2 separate regions of the Mus musculus genome follow, and region 2 is linked to region 1. The links are chromatin loops, found by intact Hi-C in ENCODE. Cell type or tissue: heart. All regions are shown on one strand. Each heading gives the region's core, and the rest is flanking DNA. Links, peaks and the distances in the headings are about the cores only.

Region 1 (2,919 bases), core at 247-2,746:
ACCCCAGGCTCGCCCTTCAGAGTCTGATCATTTACCCACAGTGCTGCTACTAATCCCAGCAGCATGGGAATTTGCAAAGAGAACCAGAACTCCCCTCACTACCCACAGCAGTCTGTCACATGTCAGCTGTTTTTGCTGGGTCACTGCTACCCTGTGTCCTAATGTGAGTTGATAGCTCAGCCATCTTATATCTGCTCCAGCTGGTTCTGGACGACAGGGGCTTTCAGCATCCTTGAGGCGGTATTTCTTGCACTGGTTGTCCCAGGGGCTTATTGGCTGGTCTGAAAGTAATCACTGTAGAAGACAATGCCATCAGGGTCTCCTGGTGCCCACAAAGCTTTCCAGAAGCTTTTCTGGATCACTGCTCAGACCTCGAGGCTTCCAATACATCTCATATCAATAACCTGCCACCTTAGAAGCCAGATTGGTTAGCTTACAGTTAGTCAACCAATGAGCAAATGATTACTGAATATCCATTGTGGCTAAATTCTTATCAGATTCAAGTGAATGATAAAGAAAAGACAGGACTGTGTATTTGAAATCTTACTTAGGAGACAGTATATGGGAGAGCTCAGTGGAATGAGATGACACACACACACACACACACACACACACAGACACAGACACATACAGACACACATACAGGCACACATGCGTGTGCACTCAAATACACTACCACTACCGTGAGAACATTAAATAACCCCATAAAAATAAAGACTGGTGGGAATGAAAATGGAGGTGGAAAGTTAAATGGATTAACATTATAATCAATCAATCAAACAAACAATCAATCAAACAAACAAACAAAAACCAGGTGTGTTTCTTCCTCCTTCCTCTCCCCTCTGCTTGTCCCCCTCTCCCAACTCCTTTCTTCCCAGTCTCTCTCTCCTGTCTCTTTCTCCTCCTGCCCTTTCCATTTTCTTTGTCTATCGGTCTAGAGACCTATTTTGAGAGAGTTGTTTGGAAGAAGAGAACACTTAACCTTAGAACAAAATACAGTTCATTGATGCTGAGAGAGGTCTCCGAAGTGGAGGCTGTAGCTGCTAGCTGGTCTCATCAATGCCAGCTGGCTGGATAATAACTTCCAGCTAGCATCTGGTGGGAGATTCAGTCAGTTCATATCTCCTGGATATGAAGAAGAAGAAAACATGGTTCATTTACATTCTTCATGTTAGAAAACCCAACTGACGCTTTTCACTTTGGAGACTGGTCTGCCCGGTGACAATCCAGAAGGTAGTCTGTTCTGTAAGGTAGGCACAGTGCCCCCTCGTGGTAAAATATGGAACTAGATACAAAACTTGAAGAAGCCCTAGGCCAAAGAATACATCCTCTTATGGCTACCATTGCTGTGACGGAACAACCTGGCCAAAGGCAAGTTGAGGAGGAAAGGGTTTATTTCACGCACAGTTCCATGTAAGGGCTCATCATCAAAAGCAGCGAGGGCAGGAATTCGCACAGGGCGGGAACCCAGAAGCAGGGGCTGATGCAGAGGCCACGGACCAGTGTTGCTTACTGGCTTGCTTATCATGGCTTACTCAGCCTGCATTTTTATACAGCCCAGGACCTCCAAGCTAGGTTGGCCCCACACACAAGGGGCTGAGTCCTCCTCCATCAATCACTAAGTAAGAACATGCCTTGCAGCCAGATCTTATGGAGGCATCTTCTCAATCGAGATTCCCTCCTTTCAGATAACTCTAGATTGTGTCAAGCTGACAGAAAACTAGCCAGGCACACCTTTTTCAAATTCTCAAAAGCCTCCAAGAGTGGGGACACTATAGAGTTATCAGTATCAGATCAGAATATTCCCAATGTTTAGTAATTTGTATTCTCTGATTGCCACACAAGAGCCCTGTCTCCTTTGCGTATCGACTTCGCTTCATTAATTCAGTCCTCCCCCCCCTTCTCCTTCCCCTCTGTGTTTGGGGAACAACACTGGCAGAAGTGCCAATCTTATGAAGTTGTACTTGTGAAGGGTAAAGGAAAACAGGACTTTTCTTTTTACCAGAATAGTGTGCACTATTTTTTTAAAAAGAGACTTTTTTTTTTCCAACAGCTTCCTTTTAGTAAATACAGAACTGAATGAAGCTGAGGCACACACGGGCAGTCAGAGGTTGAGGATGGAGAACAGAGAGTCTAGGCTACATCCGGAGACCCTGTCTCAAAATGAACAAGCGAAGCAATATATTGTTGTCATTACTTTAAAAAAATAACTGTATGGTCCTTCCTTCCGTCTTAGCTCCGAACTTTGTCTCTGTAACTCCTTCCATGGGTATTTTGTTCCCCATTCTTTTTTTTCTTTTTTTTATTAGGTATTTTCTTCATTTACATTTCCAATGCTATCCCAAAAGTCCCCCCATACCCTCCCCCCACTACCCTCCCCCCCCCCACTTCTTGGCCCTGGCGTTCCCCTGTACTGAGGCATATAAAGTTTGCAAGACCGATGGGCCTCTCTTTCTAATGATGGCTGACTAGGCCATCTTCTGATACATATGCAGCTAGAAACACCCTCTCTTTCTAATGATGGCCGACTAGGTCATCTTCGGATACATATGCAGCTAGAAACACGAGCTCTGGGGGGCAGGGTACTGGTTAGTTCATATTGTTGTTCCACCTATTGGGTTGCAGACCCCTTTAGCTCCTTGGGTACTTTCTCTAGCTCCTCCATTGGGGGACCTGTGATCCATCCAATAGCTGACTGTGAGCATCCACTTCTGTGTTTGCTAGGCCCCGGCATAGCCTCGCAAGAGACAGCTATATCAGGGTCCTTTCAGCAAAACCTTGCTAGTGTGTGCAATGGTGTCAGCGTTTGGAAGCTGATTATGGGATGGATCCCTGGATATGGCAGTCTCTAGATGGTCCATCCTTTCATCTCAGCTCCAAACTTTGTCTCTGTAACTCCTTCCATGGGTATTTTGTTCC
Region 2 (2,919 bases), core at 145-2,644, 140 kb before region 1:
AGAGAAAGGGAGAGGGAGGCAGGGAGAGGGAGAAGCCAAGAGAGAAAACTTTTAATAACATCAGATTCTGAGGAAATAGGAATCTTCACAGATCTGGGGAACGGATATCACCACTGTTTGTAACTACCAGACATACTGACATCAATTTCCATTAAGTAAAATGTGAGCTCTGAGGACACGCAATCAAGCAGGTTGTTAAAGATCTAAACCACACCATGTTTTGTGGTCTTCAAGGCTGTGTGCACTGATCATCTCTGAGGACGATGCTCCTTACTGCTTGGGAATCCTTCTGAGATGGACTTTGAATCTCTCTTGAAATTTTATGTCAATTTAGTCCTTGTATGATGCCAGAAGAAGGATTAAAAAGTGTTTTTAGGAATCCTTACTATGTATATACTACTATCATTAGTATTGCTTCTTTGTGTGTATGGATATGTGCATGTGAGGGCATGCACATATGTGTGGGTATGCATACATGTATGTGTGGGTGTGCGCATGTATATGGAAGCCAGAGGTCAGCCCTAACTGTCATTCTTCTAGCAGTATCTACCTTGGTTTCAAAGCAGGGTCCTTCACTAGCATGGAACATGCCAATTAGGCAAGGCTGGATGGCAGTTGGACCCAGGGATCCACTTGTCTCTGCCCCGCATGCCACCAGGATTACAGATACATACCGCCATTAACGGCTTTTTTATTTTTCATTTTATTTTATTTTAATAATGGTTTGGGGATTGAACTCTGGTCCTTGTGCTTGCAAAACAAGCACTTACCAACTGAACCATCTCCCCAGACCCTAGTATTCTTTAAGTTCAAAGACCATATCTCATAATGTTTGTTGAAATGATTCAGTTCCCAGAATCATGTAGCTGCATTTTCCCTTGAACCCCCTTCAAGCAGAAGGCAGAATGAATCTCTACACATGACAAAGTTTAAGGGTTAGGGCTCTTCTTCCTTCCTGTCTCAAAACCTCACAGGAGAGTCTCCGGGCAACAGTGACGATGCCCCAATGACATTTCTCCTTGTCTTGCTTTACAGTAGACTAACATCTGTAAAACCACCCAACATGGCCAGGAAATGACATTCTAGAACTCTGCCAGGAGCAACGCCCTCACAAAAAAATTCTAGTTAGGCATATTTTAGTTTTACTCTTAAAAGAAGAGTAGGAGGGGAAACTTTAGTCAGGATATATTGTATATGAAATGGATCTATTTTCGATAAAAAAAAATAGGGGCCTTGAGGTTGGTGACTGGATTTGTACTCTTTAAATAGAGAAAAAGAAACTCATCAGACTAGGTAAATGAAGAACTTAAGGCCAGAGAACAAGTGGATCGTGACAAGTGACCGGCATTGATGGTCAACTGCAGTGATAGTTACCTCTTTTCCCAGGTGTTGGTACGCATGGTGGCCTGGTTTCGTTTTTGGTGGAGCATGGGAGACCAATTTCAACTGGGCCTTCTCGGAAGATGTGTTCTGAATCTCGTAAGGAGCGAGCCTAGATCATAAAAAGGGTCAGACAACCCAATCACCAGTAGTTGGCGCCATTTCCCACCCACAGAAATCATACTGTATTGTCCCTAAGGACAGAAGGCTGTGAGGAATTTTGAATATGCAGGACAGTCAACACTTTCCTTTCTTTCTTTCTTTCTTTCTTTCTTTCTTTCTTTCTTTCTTTCTTTCTTTCTTTCTTTCTTTCTTTCTCTCTCTCTCTCTCTCTCTCTCTCTCTCTCTCTCTTTCTTTCTTTCTTTCTTTCTTTCTCTCTCTCTCTCTTTCTCTTTCTTTCTTTCTTTCTTTCTTTCTTTCTTTCTTTCTTTCTTTCTTTCTTTCTTTCTTTCTTTCTTTCTTCTCAGTAGGTTTAGAGTTCCTTGGCCTTGCATGCAACTGCTACATTCAATGTATCAGCAGCAGGCTCTTGGCTCCTTTTTCACACTTCAAGGGTACTAGCTGGAATCTTCTATGTAAGTAGCCTCATTCCATAACAAGTCAGGACAGAAAAGAAGGTGAACAAAAATACAGCTTATGTAGAAGGTAATGCCGAGTCTCAGTGAAAATTGGTTCTCAAGAGATAGGAATTTAATCAATGTAAGACAAACAGACAGGCAAAAGTTGCCCAGACTAGACACAGTGTCCTGTGACCATTCTGGAGGGAATTCTAATAAATACACTTTCTTTCCAGCTTCTTAGAGATCCCTAAAATACAGATATAAAGCTGGCAGTAAATCCTCAATAATTTGAGTGAATTTGCTTTCTTTCTGTACCTTCTCATTCTATACAGAGTTTAAGATATTACAGATGGCCACACTGATGTATGAATTATTAATTATCTCAAAGGTGGGATTATGGGGATGAAGGTGAAAATATCATGGCAAGTGTTCAGAAGGACACGCAGGGACATCCTGTGGGGTAGACAGAGCAAGAAAGAATGGACGTGGGTGGCCCTTGTTGAGAGGACATCGGGAATCACATCAGTGTAATGTCTGCTTTACCTGTTGGGTGCTTTCAATCATCGCTAGTGCTTCAGCCATTAGCTTCTGGTTTATACCACAAAGATTGGCAACCTTTGTCTGGCATCGGTGGTGGACGTTCATGCCACATGCTGAAACGAAGAAAGTAGCTCGTGAGGAGCAGGGAAAGAAGCCGGGAGTGCTTCAAAATGACACCAGGTACAATGTGAGCATCACAGTCTCACATCTAGAGAAGAAAGTCTGTGGCTGGCATGGCATCTGAGATGGCCTGTGGATGGAAGCGCCAAGAGGACCATGGTTCTATTGATAGTGTTAGAAAATTTGAGGATACAAGAGGTTGTCCTCCTGCTCTGGGACAAAGCTTAAACTCTGGCTTAAGCCTGAAGAAGGGAAATGGATAGCGATGAGATGGTGTTTGTATGTTAACAGGTAGGTAGGAGGAAAGAGGCCCAGAGA

Evidence for each region. Hi-C counts contacts between places; a loop is a spot of excess contacts. Peaks named below come from ENCODE experiments on the same cell type or tissue, not always from the same donor. Only the 100,000 strongest peaks of a DNase experiment are listed, where the experiment ranks them.
Region 2: a loop joins it to region 1, with 9 times the contacts of the local background. A loop is called at or near these places in 21 of 42 quality-filtered maps.

The regions. Positions count from the first base shown.
Region 1 is chr2:11,111,767-11,114,685 of GRCm38, reverse strand. No RefSeq gene overlaps it. Among named protein-coding and RNA genes, the nearest start is that of Prkcq, 59 kb to the left of the region's middle. In heart, for the core only: a CTCF peak has its summit at 1,276 (motif pointing left); no DNase peak of the experiment used is centred there.
Region 2 is chr2:11,252,744-11,255,662 of GRCm38, reverse strand. Prkcq (protein kinase C, theta) reads right to left here. Exons shown (of 18, transcript NM_008859.2): 9 at 2,485-2,594; 10 at 1,375-1,492. Among named protein-coding and RNA genes, the nearest start is that of Prkcq, 82 kb to the right of the region's middle. In heart, for the core only: a CTCF peak has its summit at 1,530 (motif pointing right); no DNase peak of the experiment used is centred there.